4 separate regions of the Homo sapiens genome follow, and all the other regions are linked to region 4. The links are chromatin loops, found by intact Hi-C in ENCODE. Cell type or tissue: Calu3. All regions are shown on one strand. Links, peaks and the distances in the headings refer to the core of each region. The heading gives the core; the rest is flanking DNA. Region 1 overlaps LOC101928046 (a long non-coding RNA gene). Region 2 has its middle 33 kb from the start of ADAM20. Region 3 holds the start of LOC101928046 (a long non-coding RNA gene). Region 4 overlaps SLC8A3 (solute carrier family 8 member A3).

Region 1 (7,991 bases), core at 1,579-6,578, 230 kb after region 4:
AAACTAGAGAGAGAAAAATTATATTTCAAAAACTGTAGTACACTTAATATGGTTTGGCTGTGTCCCCACCCAAATCTCATCTTGAATTGTAGCTCCCATAATTCCCACACGTTGTGGGAAGGACCTGGTGGGAGATAATTGAATCATGTTGTGGGGGGCAGTTTCCCCCATACTGTTCTCATGGTAGTGAATAAGTCTCATGAGATCTGATGGTTTTATAAGTGGAAATCCCTTTTGCATGGTTCTAATTTTCTCTTGTCTGCCGCCATGTAGGACATGACTTTTGCCTTCTGCCATGATTGTGAGACCTCCCCAGCCACATGAAACTGTGAGTCCGTTAAACCCCTTTTTCTTTGTAAATTACCCAGTCTTGGGTATGTCTTTATCAGCAGCATGAAAATGGATGAATACAACACCTGTTGTTAGATTCTAGTCTTGTCTAATGTTTTTCAATTTTTATTATTTTCTACAGTTTGGACTGAATTCTAATTTTTCTTGGCTACAAGCCTGCAAAATAATGTTTTCCATTTTTTCCTTCTTTTTTTCCCCCATTTTTCCTAATTTGGAACCACCAAAAACTAAGCTGTGCTTTTGTAAAGCCCTGTGAACTGAAGCTAGACAACTAAACTTCAGAAGAAAGTAACAGCAACCTGTTTACATACATAAGCCACTTTCATACCTGCCTACTGATATATGGACTTCATAGTAATGTGGCCTATATTGATTTCCCAGGATTGTTCTTTAGTTTGATGTTGCTTTTCTCCCTTCCTCCCCCTATTTTCTCTTCATAGAATATAAGACTTCACAACCTGCTGAAAATGAGCTTTCCTAATAACTCGGGACCTACCTGTCTAGGAATAAACCATCCTAAACATGAAAGATCAGAGAAAATGTGAGACCAGAGACTCATTTTCTTCTAAAGTCCTTTCTCCAAAAGATTTTTAAAAAGATAAAGGGGGAAATTTGAAAGGAAAATAAATCTTGGGGCCCCCAAATCACTAAGCTAAAGGGAAAAGTCAAGCTGGGAACTGCTTAGGGCCAACCTGCCTCCCATTCTATTCAAAGTCACCCCTCTGCTCACTGAGATAAATGCATATCTGGTTGCCTTCTTTGGAAAGGCTAATCAGAAACTCAGAAGAAATGCAACCATCTGTCCCTTATCTGCCTATGACCTGGAAGCCCCCTCCCCACTTTGAGTCCTCCCGCCTTTGCTTTGAGTTGTCCCGCCTTTCCAGACCGAGCCAATGTTTATCTTCTATATGTTGATTGATGTCTCATGTCTCCCTAGAATTTATAAAACCAAACTGTGCTCTGATCACCTTTGACACATGTCTTCAGGACCTCCTGAGGCTGTGTCATGGGCATGCATCCTCAATCTTGGCAAAATAAACTTTCTAAATTAGCTGAGACCTGTCTCAGATTTTTGGGGTTCACAAGCATGTTATCCGTTAAGTGATAAGATCATAGAGAACTTAAGTGAACCCATTCTGCATACAAAATTCAGTGCATATTATGGCGAGTGGGAGTATCTGAACTTGTAGTTCATCTGGTTTTTACTTTACAAAGATAAGACTAACTCCGGTTAATTCCCATGTCTAGAGAAACACAATATAATTTGGCTCCGCACCTGAGATGCTCTCCAGCCATGATGGTAGAGTTCCTCATTCTAGGGATTATGGACCCAGGCCAAGCCTGCTCCTTGATACTGAAAGTAAGCAGCAGAATCTGCCTAGCAATCCTTAGGGAACCTGTCAAGTGTCTGGAACCTAATACCCAAAAGAGAAGGGCCATTTTATGCTGGCCCTCCTCTTCCAGTCCTGTTTTCTATCTGATGCAGCAGCGCTGGAGCTTTGTGGCAGATGTATTCCTAAGTGGTGGAGGGTGGTCCAGGGAGGGAAGTATGAAATGCAGTTTAAGTAACCAGCTTCTTTGGCGGAGGTTGGGGAGATATTTTCTATAGCAGATAAGAGAAGAATAAATGGTTACAGGATTTCAATACTTTGTTACTGGATATGGACTGGTATATGAAATGAAATAAATGTCCAGACAGGTGCTAAGAATTTAAATAGTTCACTTGTTATACCAAGATTATTTCACGAGATACACGCAATTCAAAACTGAATCCTGCATCTCTCTTCCAAGTTCTCAGTCCAGAGAATGAACTTTTGTGAACAGAGGAAAGGGAGAAATGAAGCTTGGGATTGGGAATAGATGTGTTAGAGGCTAAGAGGTGGAAATGTTGGCGTTCTACCCACTACAGGGACCCACCACCCAAAGAGCACACCATCGCAAGATAAGATGACTTTCCTGTGAAATCCATTCCCCCCTTGAGGTCTGTGGCCTGACATAGATCTGGGACAATCTGGGAGATACACTCTAGTTACTTAATGTTAAGGAACATTAGGGAAATGGAGCCCAAGAAAGTTAAGTCTAATCCTGGGATCATAGACTGGACTCTCAGCACACATGAAGCTTTCAGACATCACTTATAAATAGATACTCCCTTCCCTCACTCAGGCTTCATACCCAGTGGAAAAAATGTGCTCCTGATATCTGTATGTCCCTGACTTGTCTGCTTTTGTTGGGTCTTGAGTCATGGGTAATATTAGGCATATAGCCACTCCCTTTCTCTGCGTTCACACAGGCCCATCCATTCATTCAATAAATATTTTCTTAGCATGTACCTGCCAAGCATGGTTATAAATGCCAGAGATATTGTATCTCTTCTCAGGGCCTCGTATTCTCAGCCACATTCACAAATAGAGACATACAGACTTTATTGGAAAAAAAATTAACTGGCTCCTACACAACACTTTAAACTGAGGTGAACAAGACTGTCTTCACCTGGTAGTCAGGGTAACTGGGTTTCAGCCCAGAATCTTCCACCAACCAGCTATGGGACCTCAGGCAAGTCACCTCTCTTTTCAGGCCTCATCTTCGTCTTCTGTAAAGTGAGACCCTTGGTCTAGGATGGGTGATCTCTACGTTTCTTTCTCAATTTCACATTTTGTAACTCTCTCATTCTTTAATAAATATAGGCCCTGTATCTGTTGTAGGAAAAGCTGAGATTATTTTCTGGGGGAAATTGATAACAAACCTAGATTTTTTTTCCTAGTGAACTGTAGGGACTAGTGTATTTTCTGAGCCACATCAGGAACTGTGTCCTGAGCCCAAGAAATGGTATAGTACAGGCCTCTCGGACCTTCACATACCCAAACTTCAGAGAAAGCTCACATTACAAGCAATTAATATAGCATAGCAAAGGAAGAGAAGAGAGGTGACAACTGTAGTGGCTTCTTGCCCCGCCTTGATGAGATGGGAAGGGGAATCTAGCAGGTGGGGCAGACAAGGCTGCCCTTGGGGCAGTTTGTGCTTCACAGTGTTGTGAAGTCCAAGAAAGAGGGTTTTGTCAAGATTCTTTTTTCTGTGTGTTTAAACAGAGTTATACTACAATTGAATTAGTGTTCTCACCCAGACCCCCTGCCATAAAAATCATCAAACAAGCCTGGAAGAATGTTACTGCAGGGACTTTGCCAGCAGAGTGCTAGGATTTCTGGAAGCTGGGTATCTTCTCACACACAGTGGCCAGCATTGGCTTTGGAGTTTCTTGTTTTCCTAGCACCTGAGGAAAACTTTGATTTGCCCCAGAAAGACTGCCCAGGTCCAGGGCAATGCTATTTGACATCGTATCCTCGGTGCATGGGAGTAAATATGCCCCCTTCAGGTGTGGCACAGACTTGAGACTTATGCTGAGGTCAGGCCTCACAGCTGCCTCCCAAGGCTACTGTCCCAGATGGCCCCTTCCCACACACCGGCCACCATGGAGGGATTAGCATGCACGTGTGTGTGTGTGTGTGTGTGTGTGTATGTTTGTGTCTTTGTGTCAGTATTTCTGTGAAGGAGGCAGTCCAAGGGACCAGCAGGAGGATTTGTAGCTGGTGTGTGTGTGTGTGTGTGTATGTTTGTGTTTTGTGTCAGTATGTCTGTGAAGCAGGCAGTCCAAGGGACCAGCAGGAGGATTTGATTATTACTGCCTAGAGACATCTGACGCAGGGGAGCCCTGGTTTCTTGTGGTTGATATACCTGGGCAAGGAAAAGGGAGCTGAGAAGCAATCAGAGAAAGTTGAGCAAAAAGGATGAAGGCAGGAGGAAATAGCTGAAAGAAGACAGAAGAGCCCAGCTCAGACACAGGTGATTAGCAGTTCCTCAGGGTTCCTTTGGGAACCCTGAGGGTTCCTGAGCAGTTCCTTTGGGGTCCAGGGTTTGTGAGGCTCTGCTGGACTACAGGCATCAGCCACCCCTGAGGGAGGCAGCTCTGCACAAAGAAGATACAGTAGCTGGAGGAGCCAGTTCATCCAGCCAGGAATCTTCTGGCCTCACAGCATCTAAAGGGAAAATGCAGAGAGAACAAGTCAGGATTCTTGATTATGGGACTCCCTGTGGAGGGCAAGGCCCTAGAAAAAGTTGGACATCATCTAAGAGTTCTGGCTTCAAAACTCAGTATTGTGTGGTCTTTGTGCACCCTCTTGTGGAGTGAGCAGTGACTCCTGAAGGCTTGCCCAGACCAGGATCATTTCCGTTGGGAGTATCATAGACCAAAGTCCATCCTCAAAATCTGGTCTCCACTCTCACAAAAGGAATGCACACAAATGTCATCCAACTGAAAGTCCTATTTCAGAAACCTTTTGTCCACTCTCCTTCTATTATTCTAGTAATGATTACAGTAGGCTAAACATTGTTTAAGTTTCAAAAGGCAGAAAACCAGAAATTTTTTTTAAAAAAACAGTATTATATGAAGCAATGCTTGTAGAACAATCTATCATCTGTAAGCAGACTATTTTCCTTGTACTGATCAATACTACTCCTTTATTACCTATCTTATCTTTCCTGTCTCTCCACTGAGTTCCATGTATACCTCACACAGTCACACAACTGTTGACACAGTCAAAACTGCAGTTCGCAGATGAGGCAACTGGAACTCAAAGAGGTTATGTAATTTGTGTAAGATTACACAGTTTGTAAGTGACAAAGTCCAGAGTCCAATTCAGGGCTACCAGTTTACATGGTTTTCCACTGAACTTCACTGTTTGCAGAAAAGAGATATACAAAAACATTTAGATAGATCCTTCCACCCACACAGAATTTATTGCTACTAATTGAACAGACTACTGAGTAATGTTATTAAAATATTGTTTTAGGTGTGACATTTTGATAAGAACTTTTTTTTTTTTTTGAGACAGTCTTGCTCTGTCACCCAGGCTGGAGTACAGTGGGGAAATCTCGGCTCACCACAGCCTCCGCCTCCCAGGTTCAAGCGATTCTCCTACCTCAGTCTCTATGGTACCCACCACCAAACCGGGCTGTGTGGTTTTGTTTTGTTTTGTTTGTTTGGTGTGTTTTTGGGTTTGTTTGTTTTTGTTTTTGAGACAAAATCTTGTTCTTGTCGCCCAGGCTGGAGTGCAATGGCATGATCTCGGCTCACTGCAACCTCCGCCTCCTGGGTTCAAGCGATTCTCCTGCCTCAGCCTCCCAGGTAGCTGGGATTACGGGCACCCAGCTACCACCACACCCAGCTAATTTTTGCACTTTTAGTAGAGGCAGGGTTTCACCATGTTAGCCAGGTTGGTCTTTGGTCTCGAATTCCTGACCTCAGGCAATCTGCCCGCCTCAGCCTCCGAAAGTGCTGGGATTACAGGTGTGAGCACTAATTTGTATTTTTAGTAGAGACAGGATTTCACTGTATTGGCCAGGCTGGTCTTGAACTCCTGACCACAAGTCATCCACCCGCCTCAGCCTCCCAAAGTGCCAGATTAGAGGTGTGAGCCACCGCATCCAGCCGATAGGGGGATTTCTTGAGTTACTTCTTGTGTGGTACAGTATAAACCATCTCCTCTCTTCCCTATGAAATTATTAGTAAATGTTACATTGATTACTAATACTTTGTATTGAAGTAAATTTTTTTTAGGGTGGGGAACTCAAAGACAGTGGTAGGAAACAACCAATTAACTGCATTGTAAATTTAAATGTTCCCATGGACTTTCAAAAACAAAAGAAATCCACATCTTAAACTGAAATGTTAACACCTTACCAGGATCTTGGAAAGCCCAAGAAAAATACCTTCCACATCAGGTCAGCTCAGCTTTGCTGTTGTGGTAGAGAGAGAGGAGAGGAAGAGAAATGAGGCAGAACATTTCAAAGAAACATTCCCTGCCCTTGTGCTTACAGTCTTACCATATCCTAATGCCATTCCTGTAGGTGTTTACTACCCCACCTTCTGTTGTACAGTTAGAGAAAATGAAGTCCAGAAGGAGGCGACAACTTGGCTACGTCTCCGCAAACTCCCAGTTTCCCAAGTGCCCTGCTTTTTAGGCCCCATTGAATCAAATGATATGCCAACACTCAGTTCTACCCTTTATACTCCATGAAACACCCAGTCCTGGGCTGATGCCTCTTATGAAACTGACCAGTAGGGTTGGAGCACTATTTCTCATTATCTCTACCTCTTTGCTGTAGTATGATTAGGACAGTCAAGCAGCAAACAAGGAAACTCTCAGTGTACTTCCACACTTAGGAGTGAGTGTTTGTTTGTTTGTTTGTTTGTTTGAGATGGAGTCTCGCTCTGTCGCCCAGGCTGGAGTGCAGTGGCACGATCTTGGCTCACTGCAACCTCTGCCTCCTGGGTTCAAGCGATTTTTCTGCCTCAGCCTCCCGAGTAGCTGGGACTACAGGCGCACACCACCACGCCCGGCTAATTTTTGTATTTTTAGTAGAGATGGAGTTTCACCTTATTGGCCAGGCTGGGAGTGACTGTTTTTTTTGTTTTGTTGTTAAAGCCAAACGTCTTTGTAAAATTATCAGACTATCCTTTGCAGGCATCAAATTCTTCAGCTTTAGATTCTTCACCTTCCTTTTGCTTTGTCATATAATGACTTCACTTTCTCTTGACTCATATTAGTCTATAGGTATGTCTTTCTTATAGCAACCCAGCACCACATAAAAGCTGCAATTTCAAAATGAGATAAAAAGATAGTTTGCAAAAAGTGCAAGGTTTTCACATCTGCTGGCATAGCTGCAGTGATGGCTTCACAATTTTTCTTTTTTTCTTTTTCTTTCCTTTTTTTTTTTTTTTTTTTTTACAAAGGCCCTTATGCTGGAGTCATGTATCTTGAAATCGTGGGCAACTGCACTGCAGACCTCAATCTATGGTACCTATCAAGCATTTCAACTTTTTATTATAATGTCATGACTTTTATCTGCTTCTTAGAGTACTTTGAGCATCAATTAGTGGCACTCTATGGGTTCCATGGTGTTATTCAAGGTTTAAGATATTGCAGTAAACATGATGAAAAAATATGTGAGAACTGTGAGACATCACTTTTTACTGCAATGTAAATTTACTGGAGAGGAACTGCTTACGTGGAGATGATTAGTGGCATATATATTCATATTTGCAACATATCCTAAAGACTCTTCAATATTTGTTGTAATTTTGTCTTTATTTCTTATTTGAAACAGTTTTAAGAGTATGTTTTTTTTTTTTATACTTTAAGTTCTGCAGAACGTGCAGGTTTGTTACATAGGTATACACGTGCCATGGTGGTTTGCTGCACCTATCAACCCGTCATCTACATTAGGTATTTCTCCTAATGCTATCCCTTCCCTAGCCCTCCACCCGCCAACAGGCCCCAGTGTGTGATGTTCCCCTCCCTATGTCCATGTGTTCTCATTGCTCAACTCCCACTTATCAGTGAGAGCATGCAGTGGTTTTCTGTTCTTGTGTTAGTTGCTGAGTATGATGGTTTCCAGCTCCATCCATGTCCCTGCAAAGGACACGAACTCATCCTTTTTTATGGCTGCATAGTATTCCATGGTGTATATGTGCCACATTTTCTTTATCCAGTCTATCATTGATGGGCATTTGGGTTGGTTCCAAGTCTATTGCTATTGTGAACAGTGCCACAATAAATACATGTATGCATGTGTCTTTATAG
Region 2 (7,991 bases), core at 1,592-6,591, 480 kb after region 4:
TGTAATCCCCAGCGTTGGAGGTGGAACCTGTTAGGAGGTGTTTGAGTCACAGGATTGGATGTCTTATGGCTCTGTGGTATCCTTGTAATAGTGAGTGTATTCTCCCAAGACCTGGCTGCTGTAAAGTGTGGCACCTGCCCCCCTCCACTCTATTTCTTGCTCCTGCTTTTGCCATGTGACATGCAAGCTCCCACTTTACCTTCGCCATTAGTAAAACTCCCTGAAGCCTCCCTAGAAGCCAAGCAGATGCCAGCAGCTTCTAGTACAGCCTGCAGTACCATAAGCCAATTAATCTACTTTCTTTATCAATTACCTAATTTCAGGTATTTCTTTATAGCAATGAAAGAAGGGCCTAATACAAAGAGCAAACTTAATTTTCCCACATCAGTCCCTCCCCCAAACTGGCTTAGTTCAGAGCCAGAGGATCACCTCAGCCCATGACTTCTCCCATGAGTGGGAAGGAGACAGTGAAGAGTGTGCCAGCTGCCTGGCCTACTGCCATTTCAGTGTACTCCCCAAGGGCTAATTTCTGTCATCTCACATTTGAAGCACTGAAAGACTGGTAGAGCCTGTGAGCCTGAGACAACTAGGAGCAAAACAGAGGGGGCAGGTAACTCTTACACCAGCGCTGCTGAGCAAGATTGGTAAAAGTCAGAGAACTAAGGCTTTCTCTTCAGGAGTGAGTGGGAAAAACAAACTGAGCTTTGTCCCCAAACTTTCAGTGCATTTCCAAGGGCCTGATTTCTATCTTGTCTCATACTTAGCATTAAAAACAGTAGAATCTAGATGCCTGGGACAGTTAAATGACTGGACCAGCCAGGAACAAGAGACGAAGGGAGGGTGCCTCTCTATAGTTTATACTGTTCTGCAACACAGGGAAAAAGTGTTGTTTCATCAAATGTGCAGACATGAATACAATCATATAAGAAACATGAAGAATCAAGAAAACATTGAAAAAAGGCAAGAAAATAGATCTCTACCAACTCACCCAAAATAAATGGGAATTTATGAAGTGAAAATGGGAATTTTCAAATACTGAAAATAATTCAGATTAATCATCCTAAAGAAGCTCAGTGAGATAAAAGAGAATGTTGATAGACAATTAAATTAAATCAAAAAATAAAACATGGACAAACTGAGAATATCAACAAAGAGATAGACGCAATTTTTTTTTTTTTTTTTTTTTTTTTTTTAGCCAGGCACAGTGGCTCACACCTGTAATCCCAGCTACTCAAGAGGCTGAAGTGGGAAGACTGCTTGAAGCCAGGATTTTAAGACCAGCCTGGGTGACACAGCAAGACCCCTTGTATAAAAAAATTTTTTTTTGATAGACAGGCATGGTAGTGTATGCCTGTAGTCCCAGCTACTCAGAAGACTGAGGCAGGAGGATTGCTTGAGCCCCGGAGTTTGAATCTGCAGTGAGCTATGCTCACACCACTGCACTCCAGCTCTGGGCAACAAACACAGCAAGACCTCATCTTAAAAATAACATAAAATAAAATAAATATAATTAAATTTTTAAAATACTAGAAAATTGGATTTTATTAAAGAATAACTGGATTTAAAAAATCGCAAGAGAGGTTCAACAGCAAACTTTTATCAAGCAGAAGACAGAATTTGAAAACTCGAGGATGGGCAATTTGAAATTACAGCCAGAACAGCAAAATGAAAAAATAATGAAAAGAAGTGAAGAAATCTTAAGGAAATCATGGTACTCCATCAAACCAATATATACATTATGGAAGGCCCAGAGGAGAAGAGAAAGAGAAAGCGGTAAAAACCCTAATTAAAAAAATGACTCAATAATTCCCAAATCTGGGCATGGAAATGAACATCCAGATTCATGAAGCCCAAACAGAATAAATCCAAAAAGGTCTAGAACAAGACATTATAGTCAAAATGTCAAAAATCAAAGACAACTACAGAATTTTCAAACCAGCAAGAGAAAAGTGACTCATTACAGGCAAAGGAGCTCCATAAGACTACTGGCAGATTCCTCATCAGAAACTATGCAGGCCAAGAGAGTGAGATGATATATACAGTCAGCCCTTCATATCGACATGTTCTGCATCTGGAGATTCAAGCAACTGTATAGCAAAACAAAAAACAATCTAACAATTAAAAATTTAAATAAAAAGTGTAATATAGTTAGAACAAATATTTATGTTGCATTTACATTTTATTGGGTATAATGAGTAATCTACAGCTGATGTAAAGTATACAGGAAGATGTACATGGTCTATATGCAAATACATTATTTTATACAACAGACTTTAGAATTTGTGGATTGTATTATCTGTGGAGTTTCCTGGATAACCCCACAGGTACCGGGGGATCACTACATATTTAAAGTGCTGAAAGAAAAAAAAAAAACTACTAACCAAGAGTGCTATACCCAGCAAAGCTGTCCTTCAGAAATGAAGGCAAGAAAAAATTTCCCAAACAAAAGCTGAGGAAGTTCATCACCACTATGTTTACCTTATGAAAAACGCTACATGAAGTTGCTCAAGTTGAAACAAAAAGACACTAAATAGCAACATGAAAGACCACAGGAGTATAAAACTCACTGGTTAGGGTAAATATATAAGTAAATATAGAATCTTCTAATATTGTAAAGTATGTAAGTCACTTTTAACCCTAATATAAATGTTAAAAGACAAAAGTACTAAGAACTATAACAATTAATGGATACACAATTTAAGATGTAAATTGTGACATCAATAACAAATAATTAAGGGAGAATAAATGGGTAGTTTTGTATGTGAGCATAGTTAAGCTGTTATCAGCTTAAAATAGACTGTTAGAAATATGTTTATGTAAGTCCCATGGTAACCAGAAAGGAAAAAACTTACAGGAGATACACAAAAGAGAAAGAGAAAAAAATCAAAGCACAACACTACAAAAATCAAGTCACCAAAGAAGACAAAAGGGGAGGAGAAGAAAGAAAGAAAAGAACTACAGAATAGACAGAAAAAAATTAATGAAATAGCAATAGTAAGCCCTTACCCATCAATAATTACTTTATATGTAAATCAATTAAATTCCCCAAACAAAAGACAAAGAGGAAGAATCTGGCAGAGATCAACCCCAGAGAAACCTGGAATCCTGCAGAAAAAGTAGGCGGGAGGCCGGGCGCGGTGGCTCACACTTGTAATCACAGCATTTTGGGAGGCCGAGGCAGGCAGATCACTTGAGGACAAGAGTTCAAGACCAGCCTGGCCAACATGGTGAAACCTCATCTCTATTAAAAATACAAAACAATTAGCCAGGCATTGTGGCAGGTGCCTATAATCCCAGCTACTCAAGAGGCTGAGGCAGGAGAATTGCTCGAACCCAGGAGGCGGAGGTTGCAGTGAGCCAAGATCATGCCATTGCAATCCAGCCTGGGCAACAAGAGCGATACTCCGTTCAAAAAAAAAAGGTGGGAATGCTGCTCTGCTCCCTTCACCCCTCTGACAATCTGCTGACCACCAAACTGTTGGGAACCCCTCTGTCCTCATGACCTAGGGCAAAGCTATCGGTGGTGACTTGGGAATTTCCCAGGGATAGAGAACCAGCTGGCTAGCTCCTGTAGGAATTCATGTACTCCCCTGACCCAAACTGAGATGACAGGTGCAATACTGGTGTAGATACCTAGTGGACCTCTGCCCTGCCTAGGGTTTCTCCGCCCTTGAGTCATCACACCACCAGAACCCTCACAAATATAACTTACAACCCACTCTGGCTTTGGCAAGCACAGGAGACTGATGGGCCCCCAGGAAGTTGTGAGGCCCCTGGAGATCTAACCACCAGCATGGGCTACCAACAAGGGAGTGCAGCCTACCAAAGTCCCCTTAGGACAAAGGGAATGTGGATGCAGCACTGATTGCTGAAGGAGGCAGTGCCAACACCAGGAAATGAACATGGAGAGAGGGACATCTCCCACCCATCCAATGCCATACACTATTGCAGACACAGCAGAGGTTCTTCCCACTGGGGGCTGGGGAATGCATTCGGAGAAAGCATTTTTTAAGCTTTTCACAGCAGCTCCATCCCTACTCAAAGTAAGCCCATGCTGCATGGGGTTTACTCGAATGGCGGGGCCTAACTCGCCCTCCCTACACAGAATGGCAGCATCCCAGCAACAGAGAACAGAGAAATCACAGAGTTGCCTGCCCTGAACTGGGGTAAGATACTCTGTCCAAGCCTTCAAGAGGGTGTTTCGGTGGCCCACAGCTGCTCTGCAACCAGGAACCAAAAGTATTTATGAACTAAGGTCGTGAGCTTTGCAACAGGGGCAAGATAGGGAAGCAGATGGCATTCCTGCTGACTCAGGATAAGGACCTGGTGCACCTCCCCAACCTTTCCTCCAAGATCTCAGCGGGCCCCAACAAGATTGCTTCCTGTTCCCACTGGCCCCCTAACCCCTCTCATGCCTCCTGTCAACACAGGTGCTACCACTTGACATCAGCCTGGGCATGAGCTGTCTCCTACTCTTAAGTGTCATCTCCATCTACTGGACTACAGCCTGAACTGCACCACCAAACAAAAAACCTGCTACCAGAAGGGCTTAGTGCTAGTCTGAGATAAGTTTCCTAAGACCTATGCACCTGCACTCTCAATCCCACAGGAAATAGTGTGTCCGCTCATATGTTCAATACATCGCTACAACAATCAGCATCTAAGAAAGTCACTACACAGAGGCTATCCACAACCAACGTACCCATATACAGCCTTGGCCCACTGAAAGTACCAATAAATGAAACAAAAAGATCATACACAACATACACCACAGTCATACCCTAAAGGGAAAAAGGATTGAAAAATTAAAAGATCCCATGCAAATGATAGCAAACTCAAAAATGAGAAGTAGCAGCTCCTCAGACGAGAAGGAATCAGCAAGAACTCTGGCAGTATAAAAAGCCAGGATGTCCTGACACCTCCAAAGGATTGCACCAACTCTCTAGTAATGGATACTAACCAAACTGAAAAATTTGAAATGATAAAATATTCAAAATAAGGATATCAAGGAAACTCAGTAAGATCCAAGAGAAAGTTGAAATCCAATACAAAGACACTAGAAAAATAATTCAGGGTATGAAAGACAAGATAGCTGTATTAAGAAAAAAACAAATAGAACTTCTGAAATTGAAAATTTTGCTAAAGGAATTTCAAAATACAGCTGGAAGTTTTAATAACAGATTACACAAAGCAGAAGAAAGAATTTCAGAACTTGAAGGCTGGTCCTTCAAATTAACCCAGATAAAGCAAAAAAAAGAACAAAGCCTTTGGAAATACAAAGAAAAAGCAAGCAAATTGGAAAACATATTTGAGGAAATAATTCAGGAAAATTTCCCTAATCTTGCTAGAGAGGTCAAGAACCAGATATAAGAAACTGAGAGTACACCTGAGAGATACTATACAACACAACCGTTCCCAAGGTTAATACAAAAAAAAACCTTAAAGGTAGCTAGAGAAAAGGCCCAAATTACCTATAAAGGAAGTCCCATCAGACTAACAGCAGACTTCTCAGCAGAAACCTTACAAGCCAGAAGAGACTGAAGCCTATTTTTGCCTTCTTAAAGAAAAAAAAATGGCAGCCAAAAAGTTCATATCCTGCCAAACAGCTTCATAAATAAGGGAGAAATAAAGCCTTTATTAGAGAAGCAACTGTTAAGGGAATTTGTCTCCACCAGATAAGCCCTACAAGAAATATTCACAGAAGTTCTAAAGATGGAAACGAAAGAATGATACTGCTACCATAAAACAACACATAAGTACAAAGTTCTCAGATGCTACAAAACAATTACACAATTGAGACTACAAAACAACTAGCTAAGAAAGCTATGACAGAAATGAAACCTCACATATCGATATTAGTCTTACATGTAAATGGTCTAAATACCCTACTCAAAAGACACAGAGTGGCAAATTGGATTTAAAAAACAGTATTCTGCTGCCTTCAATAGATCTACCTCACAGGGAACGGCATTCCCACACTAAAAGTAAAGAAATGGAAAAACATCTATCATGCAAATGAAAAACAAACAAACAAAAAAGAGGATGAGTTGCTATTCTTGTAGCACATAAAACAGACTTTAAATGAACAAAGCTAAAAAAAGAAAATGAAAAAGATGGCATTATTTAATGATAAAACATTCAATTCAATCAAGAAGACTTAACTATCCTAACTATACCTGCACCCAATGTCAAAGTACCCATATTTATAAAACAAATACTAGTAGACTTCAGAGATACACAGTGAAACAATAATAGTGGGGGACTTCACTACCCCACTGACAGCATTAGACAGATCACTGAGGCAGAAAACTAACAAAAAAAAAAAAAAAAAAAAAAAAAAAAACACTCTGGACTTAAACTGGACTCTTGACCAAAAGTACCTAATAGACATCTACAGAATATTCCACCCAAGAACCGCAAATACCCACTTCTTTAATCATCTGTACATGCAACATTCTCTAAATTTGACCACAAGCTCGGTCATAAAGCAAGTCTCAATAAATGCAAAAAAACTGAAATCATATCAAGTATCTTCTTGGACAATACACCCACACCTCTTGAGTAAAGCAAAAGCAGTGTTTAAAGGAAAGTTTATACTGCTAAATGCCTACGTGAAAAGATAGATCTCAAATTAACAACCTAAGGTCATATCTAAAGGACTTAGGAAAACAAACCAAATCCAAAGGTATCAGAAAAAAAAGAAAGAAATATTAGAGAACTAAATGAAACTGAGACCAAAACAACAACAACAAAGCATCAACAAAATGAAAAGCTGGTTCATCGAAACAAAATTGATAGAGTGCTAGCAAGATTACTCAAGAAAAAAACGAACATTCAAATAACCACAATAAAAAATGATAAAGGTGACATTACAACTGATACCACAGAAAGAAAAAAGATCACCAGAGACTACTAGGAACATCTCTATGCACACAAACTAGGAAACCTAGGAGAAATGGATATATTCCTGGAAAAACACAACCTCCAAAGATTGAGCCAGAAAGATATTGAAATCTTGAACAGACGAATGAGTTAGATAATTAAATCGGTAATAAAAAATCTACCAACCAAAAAAAGCCCTGGGCAAGACAGAGTCACAGCCACATTCTACCAAATGTTCAAAAAGCTGGCACCAATCTTACTGAAACTGTTATAGGAAATCAAGGACAATTCCTCTCTGATTCATTCTACAAAACTAGCATCACCCTGGTATCAAAATCTAGCAAGGACACAGAAAAAAAAAACTACTGGTCAATATACTTTCTGAACATAGATGCAAAAATCTTCAACAACATACTAGCAAACTTAATTCAACATCATATCAACCAGATAATTCATCATGATCAAGTGGGCTTTATTTCTGGGAAACAAGGATCATTCAATATACACAAATCAATATTATTCACCACACAAACAGAATTAAAAACAAAACCTGTATGATCATCTCAACAGACACAGAAAAAGCATTCAATAGCATCCAGCATCCCTTCATAAAAACCTTCAACAAACTGGACATCGAAGGAACATACCTCAAAATAATAAAAGCCATTTATGACAAACCCACAGCTAACATCATACTGAATGGGCAAATTTGAATGAATTCCCCTTAAGAATGATAACAAGACAAGGATGTCCACTGATATGCTTTGGCTGTGTCCCCACCCAACTCTCAACTTGAGCTGTAGTTCCCACAATCCCCATGTGGTGTGGGAAGGACCCGGTAGGAGGTAATTGAATCATGGGGGTGGTTACCTCCATTCTGTTCTTGGGATAGTGAATCAGTTCTCACAGGATCTGATGGTTTTATAAGGGGCTTCCCCCGCCACCTTCTCTCTGCACTTCTCCTTCCTGCCATCATGTGAAGAAGAATGTGTCTGCTTTCCCTTATGCCATGATTGTAAGTTTCCTGAGGCCTCCCTATCCATGCTGAACTGTGAGTCAATTAAGCCTCTTTCCTTTATAAATTACCCAGTCTCAAGTATGTCTTTATA
Region 3 (7,991 bases), core at 1,205-6,204, 170 kb after region 4:
GCTTTTCTTAACCGTTTTATTATCTTCAATCTTCATGTTAGCAAAACTTTTTAAGTTAAAATAAATAAAAAATTAATGGATAAATTATTTTCCTGCGAGCGCTCCTTCAAGCACAGGTATGTGAAGATCAATTTTGTTGAAGTCATGGACAAATTTGTGGAAGTTAAAACTCAAGAACAGAAACTGTAATGTTGTGATTTATTTATATGATAGGCCAATATAGAGAGGTGACAGCATGCTGGCAGCCTCACAGCCCTTGCTCTCGGTGCTTCCTCGGCCTTGGCGCCCACTCTGCCCACGCTTGAGGAGCCCTTCAGCCCACCACTGCACTGTGGTAGCCCCCTTCTGGGCTGGCCAAGGCCGGAGCCGGCTCGCTCAGCTTGCGGGGAGGTGTGGAGGGAGAGGCGCGGGCAGGAACCGGGGCTGTGCGCGGCGTTTGCCGGCCAGTGCGAGTTCCGGGTAGGCGTGGGCTCGGCAGGCCCCGCTGGCGGCCGGCCAGCCCACAAGCCCAGGGCAGTGAGGAGCTTAGCACCTGGGCCAGCAGCTGCTGTGCTCGATTTCTCACCGGGCCTTAGCTGCCTCTCCACGAGCAGGGTTTGGGACGGGCAGCTAGCCATGCCTGGCCGCCCGCCGCCCGCCGCCCGCCGCCCGCCGCCCGCCGCCCGCCGCCCGCCGCCCGCCGCCCGCCGCCCGCCGCCCGCCATGCCTGAGCTCCCGCCCCCTGCCCGCCCGCCATGCCTGAGCCCCCACCCCCTCCCCGCCCGCCATGCCTGAGCCCCCACCCCCTCCCCGCCACCCCCAGCCCACTGCTGTGGACTCCTGCGCCGCCCGAGCCTCCTCGACGAGCACCGCCCCCTGCTCCAGGGCGCCCAGTCCCATAGACCGCCCGAAGGCTGAGGACTGCTGGCGCATGGCGCGGGACTGGCAGGCAGCTCCACCTGCGGCCCCTGTGCGGGATCCACTGCGTGAAGCCAGCTGGGCTCCTGAGTATGGTGGGGACTTGAAGTATCTTTATGTCTAGGTAAGGGATTGTAAATACACCAGTCAGCACTCTGTATCTAGCTCAAGTTTTGTAAACACACCAATCAGCACCCTGTGTCTAGCTCAGGGTTTGTGAATGCACCAATGGACACTGCATCTAGCTAATCTAGTGGGGAGGTGGAGAACTTTTGTGTCTAGCTCAGGGATTGTAAAGCACCAATCAGCACCCTGTTAAAACAGACCAATCAGCTCTCTGTAAAATGGACCAATCAGCAGGATGTGGGTGGGACCAGATAAGAGAATAAAAGCAGGCTGCCTGAGCTGGCGGTGGCAATGCTTCCCTGTCTCCTTCTGTACTGTGGAAGCTTTGCTCTTTTACTCTGCAATAAATCTTGCTGCTGCTAACTGTTTGGGTCCACGCTACCTCTATAAGCTGTAACACTCACCATAAAGGTCTTACAGCTTCATTCCTGAAGCCAGTGAGACCACGAACCCAGCAGGAGGAACGAACAACTCCAGACGCGCTGCCTTAAGAGCTGTTAACACTCACCGCAAGGTCTGCAGCTTCACTCCTGAAGCCAGAGAGACCACGAACCCAGCAGGAGGAATGAACAACTCCAGATGCGCCGCCTTAAGAGCTGTAACGCTCACCGCGAAGGTCTGCAGCCTCACTCCTGAGCCAGCGAGACCACGAACCCACCAGAAGGAAGAAACTCCGAACACATCCGAACCTCGGAAGGAAGAAACTCCAAACACATCCAAACATCAGAAGGAACAAACTCTGCACACACCGCCTTTAAGAACTGTAACACTCACCACCAGGGTTCGCGGCTTCATTCTTGAAGTCAGTGAGACCAAGAAGCCACCAATTCCGGACACAATATGAAGTAAGTTTTCCTATGTCTTTTAAAAATATATATTAATATATTTAATAAGAATTTATTACCTTTTCACTACCCTATTTGGTACTATTCTTATTCATTTTACTTTTTATTTTTAAAAACTTTTGCAGTGGTATGATTGTATATGGAAAGGTCAATGAAAAAAATTCACTCTTCCTAATCTGAAATGGCATGTTTATTTTCATTTATTTATTTTTACTGACATGACCATATAAGGGTTAGTGAAAGAAAATGTTCACTACTTAAAGTTTCCTGGCCATTAATTATTTGTTTCATTTCATGATTATTCCTCAAAATAACTTTGTCAGGTAGAGGAAGAAAAGTTAAAACATAATCCGCTCTGTCAAACACACGAGATAGAACACTAAGGCTTGATCCAAAAATATGTGGAGCCTATTTCCAAGGCAGTTCAGTTAACTTTTTCCACTCAGCCATGTGGGTTCCCACCTCACCCTCCTCTCTTCTTGCTGCTCAGTCTTTCCATTGTCCTCCTCACTGCCTCACCCAGCTCCTAAGTGCCGTTTTAATATGATGGATCCCATGATAGTAAAAGTGACTCTGGGGTGAATTCATCAGAAAGGGTTGCACTGGAAACTGAATGAAGGACTCTGCATCACAAACCAGGGGACCTGGAAAGAACAGAAGAGGATGCTTTGTCAGGTGGTCACCTTTCATAGTAGAGTGCTGGGCTCAATTTCCTGTTGGGAGGACTCTGAATGGGTCTGACCTAGATGTTTCCACAAACTTTTCACAAGGGCAGCCCTGTGAGGCGGAAAGAGAAGAGAGAGCCAGGAGGATTATGAGGTGGGAGAAGAAAAGAAAGCTTGAACAAAATGCGCCATAAGAAAAGGAAGTGCCTTTTCAAAAATGCAATGAGACAAATTCCTCTTTTGCGAATGCTTTCTCATCCTGGGGGGTTAAGACGGGGTGATGGGGTGCTATATATCCAAATTGGAGCAAAATGACTCAGAAAAAGTAAGTGTTTCTGGATCAAGGATACTCATGGAAATTCAAAAAAAGAAAGGCAATAAATATGTCAATAAAGTATTCAAAATCACTACAATTTTAGAAATATATAAGTCAAATTGACGAAGATTGAAAATAAACTATCAAGTGTTCACATCATAGATAAGCACCTAAGTGTTTTAATTAGATATATAATAGTATACCCTTTGAGCGGAATTTTATCCAGTAATTTAAAATTTCTATGTTATCAAACATTTCAGGACGTAGAAAATAGATTCAAGTAAAAAAAACTACTAAACATTACGTTATCCCTTATGCTTACCAAAGTGACTGGAAAGATGTATTTTGAAGTAGAAAGAAAATCTCTATCCTCTTCTTTCACTCTCCCTTCTCGCTCTTCCCCCCACCCCCATACATTTCAATCCCAAGGAGGAGCGTCTATGTTTTGTCAACTTCTGGAATACTGTCTGGGCTACCGTTGGCAGTCATTGCGTATTAGAAAGGCATATTGTAACTACCCCTCTTGCTTCCTATCGTCCCCATGTGGTAGGATTGGCAAACTGAATCCAGGCCCACTTGGACTAAACACTTACTGGTTCACTTAATCTCTCCTTTGTGCTCATAATTGGTTAGGCCTCCTATACCCTGTCGTGAGTCAGAGAATGGACGATCCCAAGAAATGGAATTAGGCCTGGGGAGAGGTGGAGACTCTACTAAGTTTCTAGGCAACAGGTGCCTTGGCTACCCCTCAGGTATTTAAGGTCCAAGCTGTCTAAATCACAAAGGGAGGGGAGGACATCTATAAATCCAACCAATTGGCCGGGCACGGTGACTCAAGCCTGTAATTCCAGCACTTAGGGAGGCTGAGGCACGCGGATCACGAGGTCAGTAGATAGAGACCATCCTGGCCAACATGGTGAAACCCCGTCTCTACTAAAAATACAAAAATTAGCTGGGTGTGGCCGTGCGCGCCTGTAGTCCCAGCTACTCGGGAAGCTGAGGCAGGAGGATGGCGTGAACCCGGGAGGCCGAGCTTGTAGTGAGCCGAGATCGTGCCACTGTACTCCAGCCTGGGTGACAGAAAAAGACTGTCAAAAATGATAATAAATATATATATATATAAATAAAATCCAATCAACTGCTTCAAGGTAGGAAATAAAAGTTCAAGCCCTGGAGGCTTTTAGGGTGAGGAGACATTTTCTACTGAATCCTTTTGTAGCTAGACTTTGTTCAAAGGGCAATGAAAAATGATAGTTAAAAAAAAACTTTTTGTTTATCCTGGACCTATTTTTTCTTATTTTGATCCGAGCACCATGGCTTCTTCCACTCAGGTTTTTGCCTTGTATAAAGCTAAACCCTTTCCTGGCTTAGCAGTTGTCATATGGCATAAGCCCATCTGATAGGAGCACTGCATTCCTCCGTCCATAGTATTTTATTAAGAGAAAAACATGCACACAAAGAGAAGATGTTTCCTTGGAACTGTGTACCATGTGAGAAACACCGACACAAACTGCAATGCTAAAGTCTGTAAAATCTGTGCAAGTAAAAATCACCTATAGAGACGCCACTGAGGGCCGGGCAGTGTCTCAAGCCTGTAATCCCAGCACTTTGGGAGGCCGAGGTGGGTGGATCACCTGAGGTCAGGAGTTTATGACCAGCCTGGCAAACATGGAGAAATCCCGTCTCTACTAAAAATACAAAAACTAGCCGGGTGTGGTGGCGCGTGCCTGTAATCCCAGCTGCTCCGGAGGCTGAGGCAAGAAAATCACTTGAATCTGGGAGGCGGAGGTTGCAGTGAGTCGGGATCGTGCCACTGCACTCCAGCCTGGGTGACAGAGCAAGACTGTGTCGCAAAAGAAGAACGAAAAAGAAGCCACTTAAAATAAGAGGTTGAGGACACTTGTGGAATAGGAAGTAGGAATATGAATAGATCAATATATAGTACATAATAAGAGATGTCATAATATTAATACTAATATTGCTAATAGTAAAATAAACATTCTTAAAGTGTATTGGGCTTTGGATACTAAAATTTGATCACTGTCAGAAGACTGGTTACAGGTCAAACTAGTGGTGTTTTTCTGACTTCTCTTGAGTGGAGAAGGCTTTTCTAGGGCACAGGTCAGGTGGCTAATAACAGAGTAGGATGATTGGTGCAGGATCTGCTCAAGTGGAATGCTTAGTTTTGAATGTAAAAAGCAGAAACATCAATGATGTCAGCAAAGGCAAATTCTAGGAAGTATCAAAATATGAAAACTCAGAAAGCTACATTTGTGTTCAACTCTGGTCAATTTTTGGTTTATAATGAAAAAGACAAAGGTCAGACTCTTGAGTACAATCTAGATTCAAGTGGGGGCAAAAACAAGGAAATGGACAAAGTAATAGAGGGTCAAGGTAATTGCTTAGAACAGGAAATGCTAGAGATTCTTCTTAAAGGATCAAAGCCAGATCTATTCCTGGATAGATCAGTGTAGTTTAAAGCTCTGTGAAACAAACACCAGCTCTCTAATGGTCTTTCTAGTGTAGTTGTTTAAAAATAACAGAATAAATGATAAGAAAAAACAAAATTTGGAAAACTGGACTTCCATATTTGGCACTATGGCAGACAACATGTCCAGTTCCTAGCTCACGCAGCAAAATAATTCAAAATTCTACATGAATTTTTTTCACCCTCCCAATATTTTAATTCAATTTTAATATAAAATATTGGGAGGGTGAAAAAAATTATGTGCTATGATAAGGTAAGGGAAATTCTCGAAGACCAAAAATGGAATAAAAGCAGGAACCCAGAAAGGAAAGCGACCCTGAAGTTGGTACCTTCTCTGAGGCATCTGTCCCTCCCTGGTGAAATTGAGCTTATATTTTGATGGCTGCATAAAATGATGGGAACAGTAGGCAATGTCTCAGCTTTGCCAAGGAGGAGATGTTGTTAGGAGAGCCATAGGACAAAAACAGGGTAAATGAAAAGAAAATATAACCTACAGATGAAGATAACAAGGAAAACCACCTTTTACCTTTGATGGTGGGAGAAGAGGAGACAAATTGCCTGTGTTTCCCTACACGTATAAGCTAGACTTTGTGCCATTTAGGGGAATAAATTGATACCACTTATATGGCACCAAAAACTTTGAGCAATATCTATTTTGAAGGGATATTGAGTTGTGATATTTTCAAAGCATGGACGTAAAAACATGCAAACTCTCTCTGGAAAAATACATTTTCAACTTAGGCCTCATAAAATTCCCACGAGTTTTTGAATATTACAAAATACAGAAGGAAACAAAGTCCCATTGATAAGTCAACAATAAAAACAATAGCAGAATGAAACTTACAAATAATTCTGCTGCCCCTATTATCAGATAGAATATTATAAAAATATGTTTTATAATTTCAACAAGAGAGTATTGGAGGTTATTAGTAACAAACAATAACAATGGCTAGACAGTTTTTTTGAAAATCAAATAGAACTTGAATTGTACATATATAATCAATGTGTACATTTAAATAATATATAAATATATATACATTCAATATACATAGAAACAAAAAATGAAAATGTGTAATGGCAGATTATATACAACTAAAAACAAAATTAGTAAACTGACACATAGTTCTTCTTTTTTTCTTGAGACGGAGTCTCACGCTGTCGCCCAGGCTGAAGTGCATTGGCATGATCTCAGCTCACTGCAACCTCTGCCTCTCGGGTTCAAACGATTCTCATGCCTCAGCCTCCCGAGTAGCTGGGATTACAGTTGTGTGCCACCATGCCCAGCTAGTTTTTGTATTTTTAGTAGAGATGGGGTTTCATCATGTTGGCCAGGCTGGTCTCAAACTCCTGACCTCAAGTGATCCACTCGCCTTGGTCTCCCAAAGTGCTGAGATTACAGGTATGAGCCACCATGCCCGGCCCTGACACATAGTTCTAAGGAAATTATACAGTATAGAGAAAAAGCAGGCAAAGAGATAAATAACGCAAGATAGGTGAAAAATCCCTAGACATTAGAGTAAGATCTATCTTACATCTAATCAAAGTTTCAGCACAGAATTGACAAAGGCAATAATCCTAGATATGAAGTCTGAAAGTTTTCCAGATTGATGAGAGACAAGATCCTACAGATTTAAGGTTTCCAAACCCCAAAATGGATAAATTAAAGATCTTCTATACCCAAACAAATTATAGTGCACTACAGAAAAGCAAAGAAAAGAGGCTCGCAGGAAAGGAAGATTAGATAAATGTTAATTTTACAGCTGAATTCTCAACAACAATGGTACTGTCAAGACAGTAAAATCATACTTTCAAAATCTGAAATGCAAGCCTAGAATTGAGTGCCTAGGAAAATAAACCCTCACTTTAAAAAAGGAAAAGGTGGTGAAATAAAACCTTTTCAGACAAACAAAAATAAACAATTTACTACCAACAGACTATCAGTGAAAGGATTCTAAAGGGTATATTTCACACACACACAAAATTAAACCCATTATGATGTAATATTGGAGAAGGAAGAAAGTAGTAAACATGGCCTGGTGCAGTGGCTCATGCCTGTAATCTCAGCACTTTGGGAGGCTGAGGTGGGTGGATCACTTGAGGTCAGGAGTTCAAGACCAGCCTGGCCAACATGGTGAAACCCTGTCTTTACTAAAAATACAAAAATTAGCTGGGCATGGTGGCAGGCACCTGTAATCCCACCTACTTGGGAGGCCGAGGCAGGAGAATTGCTTGAACCCGGTAGGCGGAGGTTGCAGTGAGCCAAGGTCGCACCACTGCACTCCAGCCTGGGTAACAGAGTGAGACTCTGTCTCAAAAAAAAAAAAAAAAAGAAAATGGTAAACACCTGAATCAATCTAAATAAAGATTGGCTGTAGAAGACAATAATATTAATAATATCTAATAGGGGGGTAAAAAATTGGAAAGATAAAACTAATATCCTGAGAAACCTTTATGTAAGTTAGGATAAATCAGAATTAAAATCTTTTAATGTACTTATATTATTTTTAAAGTGGCTAAAGATATTAACGTTGTTGCAGATGTTAACGTTACCCTTCAGTATTTATGGTTCTCTTCTCCTTTGGGGCATGCAGGGTTCTGGACCTCCTTGCCTACTTGGAAGTTAGCCTTGCCTAAAAACTAGCTTTGATCTGAAA
Region 4 (7,991 bases), core at 1,954-6,953:
TTCCTAATCTCCTTTGCTGCTGCCTGCTCTGGCAGGAGATTGCATTTGTTCAGTTGTTTTTACAAAATCTTCTTAAAACAAAATCTTATTAAATCAACAATAACAACAACAACAATGAAACATATTTATTATGTAAGCCCTGCATACAAGGCAGAGCTGAGATCCCATTTCCTGAAGAAACTGTCCCCATGACTCAGGTCTGCAAGCCCTCTTCCTCTTCCGAACCTGGTCTCATTTCTAGTTTGTAGCTACCACGTGGCACCCAGCACATACAACTTCTGTCTTCTCTCACCTTGCCCTGTAAGCCCCATGGGAGTGTAGCTGTGTCATACACCTCTCTGTTTCTCCAATGCTTGGCCAACTGAGGCTAGCTTAAGCCATCAAGCATTCCTCTGAACCAAAGGGAAAATGAAATTGAAGGAGGCCAAGGAATTATGGGCACAGAGGGAGGCAAGAATGGATAGCCCAAATTCACCAGCCTTCTGTGTAATTTCAATACTGATGGAAATGCTCTTGAATGCATTTCTTTCTTCCCCATCTGTACCAATTCCCTTGGGTCATAATTAACTTTCATATCCCGGCAATTTTTCCTGGGGTCAAGGAGGGACAGGTAGGGAGAGGAGGGAAACAGGGGCAGGAAGGAGACGTGACCTAGTCACACCTCACAATCTGAGCTCATGGTCCAAAGGAAGGTGGCCAATTCTGATTTTAAAAACCTTCATAAGTTTAGGCTCCACATGATTAGTTTCTACTGTTCCACTTTGGAGACTGACCTAGCTCCTCTCCCCAGCATCTCCTTTAGATTCTGACCACATACGTAGAGTGATTGTTTTTCCAAGAATCCATGCCTCAAGCATGAAGCCTTCTGATGAGATTTATCATCTCCGGAGAGCTCTTTACAGTGGACAAAATGCTTCCCCATGCATGACCATTCAGAGTTTCCCAACCACCCTGCAGGTTGGGCAGGGCAGTTATCAAGGACCTCACTTTACTGCTGAAATGAAATTATGGGGTTAGTTTTGGGGGTATATTGGTCTGTTTCCTCTCTCCCAAAGGAAAACAAAATCCTGTTGGGGATTCAGCTGCAAACGTCTTAAGTTTTGGAGGAAGAAGAGAAAGAGAGGCAAGTCCTTTTTTCCAGAGACAATTAACTCTAGCCCTGGTCAGCAGACAATTGACTGTATTTCTTATAACTTGTTGCCTACTATCAACTTCTAATCCCTGAAGGGTAGAAAGCCCCAATAATCCTTTGCATGTGCACTAGGCACTTCTGTTTACAGTTATTTCATTTTATTCTCTTAACAGCCCAGTGAAGTCTATGCAGTTAGGCTCACTTCCACTTGACAGTTACAGGAATTGAGACCCAGCAGTGTCAAAAAATCTGCCCAAGTTCACATAGATGGTAAATGGTACAGCTCAGCTTAGGCTCATGTCTTCAGAAAATGAGGCCAGGGATCTTTTTAATACTCTATTCCTCTCTGTCTTTGAGCATTACCCAATCCATACCTGGACATTCCGGAGGCAAAAAAGCAGTATATGAAGATGGTCCATTTCCATGGATCAAGGGTATTACAACACAGAAGAGAAGTTAAGAGTGAAGATCTTGTTGTCAGGTTGACCTATGTTTGAGTCATGACTGACCACTTATAGCTGAATAACATTGGGAAAAGCACCTTTTTAAGCCTCTATATTCTCATCTATAAAAGGATGTGATAATTAAGTGAGATGCCCTCCTGCAAATTACTTAGCAGAAATTGCTCAATAGTAACTAATTGCTGTTGTTGTGATTCTTGACAATGCTCCTGATATTAATCACTAAATCTGTTTTAATTAAGGGGTCCTGCATAACATTGTATCACCTTGGTTATTTTCCAAGATGGAGGTGGTATCTCACATGCTTAGGCATCTTCTCTATTTCACCAACTTTCCTATTTGCTTTCCTAAAAGCGGCTATAATGTTGCTTCTTTAGCACACCCTCCATTAAGAGTAGTTTCAGTGTCTGCTGTTGTCAACCTTCTGGGGCTTGAGGATAGAAATCCTGTGAGCGGGTGGTTATCTTATCTTTTCACCCTGCTGGTCATTATTCAGCCAAGCTGAACACATTTTTTTCTTTTCATGTTTTTCCTCACACTCTGTTTAGTCAAGTTTCTAAAGTAGCAAACTTGTCATTGAAGTGACCAGACAGAACACTTAGCATTTTTCTCACATGCACACATTTTCAAAGTACTTTTCCATCTCTCTCCAATGCTCAATGTCTAGAGGGAATGTGGTGTTTTGGAGCATGACATTAAGAGAAGGGAAAATTGAATGTTTTCTGGAATTGCTATATGCCTAATGGAGACTTGGAAAATATCCATTGAGAAAGAGGAGAAACGGAGTTGGAGTGAGAAATTAAGAAACTGTCTCAGCTCAGAAAACTGGATTTCAGGGTCTGAAGAGCTCTAGGTCTCCAGATTCCTAGAATTCTGTTTCCCAAATGGTACTTGTTTGACATTGGACATGGGAGGTGTCAAGAATGTGATGGAAGAATGAGTAATAACGTTTATAAGGTGGATGATGGAAGGGAAGACATGGTTAGACAAACTGTGTAGTAGGGGAAGGATGGAAAAAGGCTTTACTGGACCTCAGAAATTAAATTCCATTTACAAATGTCTATTGAGTTTCCATGGGCAAAGTATGTGATAGGCATTAGGGGGTAAAGAAGTTAAAAAGACGAGTAAGACATTGTTCTTTATCTTAAGAGCTTCACATGACATGGACAAACATTGAGAAATAGTGACCCAGAATCCATCAAGGCCAAATTCATAACCTATAGATTCTCTATCTGTGGAAATTTCTTCTGAGCACTGGTGTTGGGAAGGGGAATAGATTAGCACCCCATTTTTCATGCACAACAAAACAAAACACACCAACACACAAAATTATATAGGAATAGTAATAATTATTATTATTTACTACTAAAAAAACACATACAATCAGATTATGATTTCTTTCCTTCTATGCATTCTCCTTGGACTGTACTGGTATTGCCATGAAGGTGAAATATTGACCTGATTTCTCCTGGATAGCAATGTTTGCAGTTCAATCTGGTAACTACTTAATGTGATGCCCCAAGGCCCTTCTCTTACCTTTAACCCGACCCACCTCCCCGCCTGCAATGACCCACATTGACTGAATCCCTACAACATGCCCAGTCCCATTTGGCACCTGGTAAATGTCAGGTATCATAATACGATGCCAACACTATGCAGAGATGAATAAAACAGTTTCAAGATTTCGCAGTCCAATGGGGAAAGCAGACATGTAAGCAGATATTTATACTGTAGTCTCTGATTTATGAAACTGGGAAGAGCCTCAAAGACTTCAAAGTTCCAATATGTCCTATGCCACATGTTGTTTAATAAAATAACAGCTAATACTTACATGTCATTTAATATGCTCCAGGCACTACTATGTGTGCTTTATATGTATTAACTCATCAAATCTCCACAACACACCAGAGTAGGAACTATTATTACTCCTCTCTCAAAAATGATAAAAACTGAGGCACAAGAAGGTTAAGTCACAGCTAATAAATGATAGAGACAGAAAGTGAACTGAGGAGGTCTAGCTCCATAGTGCATGTCCTTAACCACTATACTATACTGCCTTTCAAATGAGATAATAAAAATTGCTTTTCAATGAAATGGAGGGAATTGTGGCCTCTCTCATCACCTCCGAGTCTCTCTCTGGCTTCTTTATAGCCAGCATTTATTGAGTGTTCTTTATGTGCCACATACTATGCTAAATGCTTTCAACACATCTCATTTAAGTCTCCTTCAACTTGATGAGACAGGTACTAGCATTATCTTCATTTTACAGAGGAGGGAATTGAGAATAAGAGAGATTCAGTAAAATCCAAAGTTGCACAGAGAAGCGAGATGAAACCGGGATTCCAGCCTAGCTTAGTTGGACTCCAAGCCCAAAGCCTTCCTTTGTTTAAAAAACAATTTTTTTAATTTAATTTCTTTCTTTTCTTTTTTCTTTTTCTTTTTTCTTTTTTTTTTTTTTTTTTGAGATGGAGTCTCACTCTGTTGCCCAGGCTGGAGTGCAATGGCACGATCTTGGCTCACTGCAACCTCCGCCTCCCAGGTTCAAGTGATTCTCCGGCCTCAGCCTCCCGAGTAGCTGGGATTACAGGAGCCCGCCACCACACTCGGCTATTTTTTAATACTTTTTGGTAGAGACGGAGTTTCGCCATGTTGGCCAGGCTGGTCTCGAACTCCTGATCTCAAGTGGTCTGCCCCCCTCAGCCTCCCAAAGTGCTGAGCCACTGCACTTGGCCAATTTCTTTCTTTTTTTTTCTAAGACAATGTTGTAGCACCAAAGCCTTCATTTGACCTGATATCTTCTTCCTCTGTAATGGGCTATTTTTGCTGGAATCTCAAGAACAATAGGACAAGTATCTCCAGTTCCCTCTGCCTAAGACCAGACATGCCAAGCCTTCTGCTCTGGGAATGTGTTTGCATCCACCTCTTTCTGAGATGAATCAGATTCCATAAACCACCCTCTACTACCCAGAGTCAATGCTGAGTTACGTGTGCTGGAGGGAAACCGATGGGGCTGTCAGTAGAGGAGCCCCGTGAAGTTCCAAAGGCCCTGATCGACTGGAGGCAGGCTGCTGCTGATGTCAGCTTCTATAGGTACCACTATCCAAAGCCTTATGATTTTCCAAGAAAAGAAATATTCTCAAGAATCTCTAGCCATCTAACATAGTTTTAAAATTGCTACAATTGCCCAAAGGGAAAAATAATTCAGAATCTTTCTTATCTCCAGATGTCCTTGTCAAAGTCCAGGCTAGCATATCTTTAGGATAACCATCATAAAAATGAGAAAAGGAAAAGCATTTAATGTGAAGAAGAAGAACAGGAAGACACAGACAGATGGCGCTCTGGAGGAGCACAGCCCTCCTAAGGAAGCTCTTAGGCTGCTGTGCAACTTCCATTTATCTTCTCAAACTTCCTGGAACATTGGCCGCTGATGTACCTTATCTATCTATTGATGGCCCAGAAGTCATATAAACACTGTCTATCAATGGCTACCGGGACTTGTGTCCAGCAGGTTCAGACACTTGCCATTTGATCTCATTTATCTGCACTTTTTTTTCCTTAATGCTCTGCCATAAAAAAGAGTTAAAAGCTATAATCTCCCCCTTTTTCATGTCTTAAGCAGTTACTCTCCAACAAATATTCAAACTCATTTTCTGAATGTACAGAAAAATCATTTGAGCTGCCATTTACAATTTTAGCTCTTAGGTAAATCAAACAAATTGGAAGCAATTGCTGTAAGAGCTGTACAGGCAAACAAATTCAGCTCCATCTCTCATATGTTTCTGCTTCATGGAATTTAAGCTCCATGCACCATCCGTCATTTCTATTTTATAAAAGACGTGCATGGACCAGAACTTTGCAGCCCATGTTAAACAGGAAATTAACTAACAAGTTCTCTAAATATTCATGGTGCATCTACATATGCAAGGAAATGTGCTACAAATTGACAAGGCATAAATTGGATTCTCTGTCCACCAAGAGATTGAAATATATGTGTACAATAGGTAATATTTCATAATTATAGAACAGGTGCTACAGGAAGTGTGTAATCAATGGAGAGAGTATTCACTTGGTAGGTATTAAAGGTTCTTGAAAGGGCTGGGATGGAGCAGGTCATTGAGAATACAAAAGATTCAGGTAAGTGAGGGGCAGAGATTAGGAAAAGAAGATTATGAATACTGAGGCACTGAAACAAGAAAATATGAAGTGCATTTAGCAGACAGTGGGTAGGCCCATGTGGCCAGAGCAGAAAGGTTGTGGGGGCAAGTAATGAGATATACATCTGTTTGGTGTTGCTCTGAGAACTAACAAAGCCCCTTATCTAAATAGGAGTCCCTTGAGAATAGAATTCATCTAGGTAGGTTTTCTGGGGAAGCCAGTGCCCACCAGTCTCCTGTGGATACTGCTCTTTCTTTCCTAAGGATTGCTTTAGAAGCAAATCCCTGAGAGCTGTGTCAGCTAGGATAACTCTCTCTGCTACTCTCAGGTAACGGCTCCTTCCCCATCAGGCTATCAATGCTTCTCCTGCTGCTTCTGACACCTGAGTCACTGGACTCAACATTGAAGACCTGGCTCATAGGTTTCCTGCCAGCATCCTGCGTGGCTTTAGTGGCCCAAGATAACTTATTATAAATCCTTGGCCCTCAGTTCCTTGACCTTTTCCCTTTTAATAGCCTCAACCTTTACTTTACCCATCCACTCTCAAGTCTACACCCTGAGCATTATCATCACCTAGAACTACTCCTCATCAGAGAAATCAAATTCAAACATTCCATAGCTGAACTTCTTATTTTCTTTACCAAAGCTTCTTCTCCTCCTTTAATCCCTATGTCAGTGGATGGTACCACTATGCATTCTTGCCTGCATTCTGGCTTCCTCTCCAGACTACCCCCATTTCCAATCAGGAACCAGATCCTGTTCTTTTTACCTACTTCTACCTCATGAACACATTTTCTTTTTTTCATTCCCTGCTAAAACTCTCATATATTGGCCACCATCACCTCTGGCCTGGATTCTAGTAACAGTCTCCTAACTTATATTCCTGACCTGATTTGTACCCACTCAACTTCACTCACCCAACACAGCTGAAGTTATCTGTTCAAGTGGCAAACCTCAGTATGCTCTTCCTTCCCTCCAAATTTTGAATGGTAACTCCTCTGTCCTCCAAACTTCTTAGCATGCTGAAAGAGGCCTTTTTCTAGAATGTTGTTACTTGTTCTCTTCCTTGCCCAGTTCCACACATCCTCCCCATCTCAGACACCATCTTCTCTGAGATGCTTTTCCCAACTTCCTTAGACTGATTTGGGGAGCCTCCCACAGCTGGTGTTTGCCTTTGGGATGGCACTTAACATACTAAATACTCAATTGAAATTACTTGTTTATAAGACCACCTCCAGCATGAAGAACAGTTTCCAAACCATAACAGGAGCTCATAAATGCTTATGAAATGAATGAAAAGAGATGCAAGTGAGAAACATTTTGAATATAAGAAGGGGAAGTAAGACAAAGTAAAAGATAAATTTAAGGTTTGCTACTGGGTGAAAGAGGTGGGGATTGTGGAGCAATGGGCAGAGGAAGAACTTCCAGAAGAGAAGAAGCAGGTTTTGAAAATGACACTTTCAAGTTGGGCATGCTGACTTGGAGAATGACTAGATATGAGGGAACAGAGCCAGGAAACACAGATTTGGGACTTAGACACAAAGAAGGTATCTTTGAATCCATCTGTGTAGATGATGTGTTTAATACATATTGTGTGGCTTCATTACACCGTCGAGCCATTGTGACTTCCGTTTGCTGTTTTCATGCAATATGATGCTTGTTTTTTAATTGGCTTCTACCAATTTTCCCCCAAAAGATAATTTCTTTGATCAACACATTGGCTGACTATTGATTCATACATTTCTATTTATTTATAGAGAGAGGAGCAGAGGACCAAGATTTGTATACGCAGGAAATTTTACCAATTATCCAGGTAATTCAGGTATAAATTAGAGAGTTTTTTTCTTAATTTTTGAAATAATTATTTTCATTGTTTCTGATTTTGAAGATCTGCGGGGATGTTTTTCTCCTGTAACTACCCTTTCTGTCTTTTTTTTTAACATATTTTGCTAACTGCAGCCATTAATTACCTCATCACACAATCAAGCCATTGTGACTTTTGTTTGCTGTTTTTATGCAGCCTGATGCTTGTTTTTCAATTGCCTTCTACTGTTTTCCCCGAAAGATAATTTCTTTGATCAACACATTGGCTGACCATTGATTTATGCATGTTTTACCAGAAATATTCTTGCTTGATCTCCCTCCTACCTCCTCTAAGTTGATTTCCCATTAAGGAATACTGTGTTCTGAATTTTATTCTCTTCCCTTCCAAGTGAATAATTATCAGTACTTAAACTATCACG

The links. Peaks named below come from ENCODE experiments on the same cell type or tissue, not always from the same donor. Only the 100,000 strongest peaks of a DNase experiment are listed, where the experiment ranks them.
Region 1: a loop joins it to region 4, with 7 times the contacts of the local background. A loop is called at or near these places in 38 of 110 quality-filtered maps.
Region 2: a loop joins it to region 4, with 8 times the contacts of the local background. A loop is called at or near these places in 13 of 110 quality-filtered maps.
Region 3: it touches region 4 in a loop (10-fold over the local background); 8 of 110 quality-filtered maps call a loop at or near these places.

What each region holds. Positions count from the first base shown.
Region 1 is chr14:70,313,527-70,321,517 of GRCh38, forward strand. LOC101928046 (a long non-coding RNA gene) reads left to right here. Exons shown (of 7, transcript XR_007064236.1): 5 at 274-328; 6 at 792-892; 7 at 1,600-1,705. Among named protein-coding and RNA genes, the nearest start is that of COX16, 42 kb to the right of the region's middle. In Calu3, for the core only: a CTCF peak has its summit at 4,469; a DNase peak (open chromatin) is centred at 4,525.
Region 2 is chr14:70,563,572-70,571,562 of GRCh38, forward strand. It overlaps a transcript of ADAM20 not described here. Among named protein-coding and RNA genes, the nearest start is that of ADAM20, 33 kb to the left of the region's middle. In Calu3, for the core only: a CTCF peak has its summit at 4,517 (motif pointing left); a DNase peak (open chromatin) is centred at 4,470.
Region 3 is chr14:70,254,322-70,262,312 of GRCh38, forward strand. LOC101928046 (a long non-coding RNA gene) reads left to right here and starts at 498. Exons shown (of 7, transcript XR_007064236.1): 1 at 498-1,021; 2 at 1,444-1,868. It overlaps LOC105370552 (a long non-coding RNA gene), which reads right to left and starts at 3,545. Exons shown (of 2, transcript XR_943992.1): 1 at 3,443-3,545; 2 at 2,041-2,512. RefSeq lists a silencer at 516-625. In Calu3, for the core only: a CTCF peak has its summit at 3,461; a DNase peak (open chromatin) is centred at 3,380.
Region 4 is chr14:70,082,365-70,090,355 of GRCh38, forward strand. All of the region lies in intron 2 of SLC8A3 (solute carrier family 8 member A3), which reads right to left. Among named protein-coding and RNA genes, the nearest start is that of SLC8A3, 100 kb to the right of the region's middle. In Calu3, for the core only: no CTCF peak of the experiment used is centred there; a DNase peak (open chromatin) is centred at 4,937.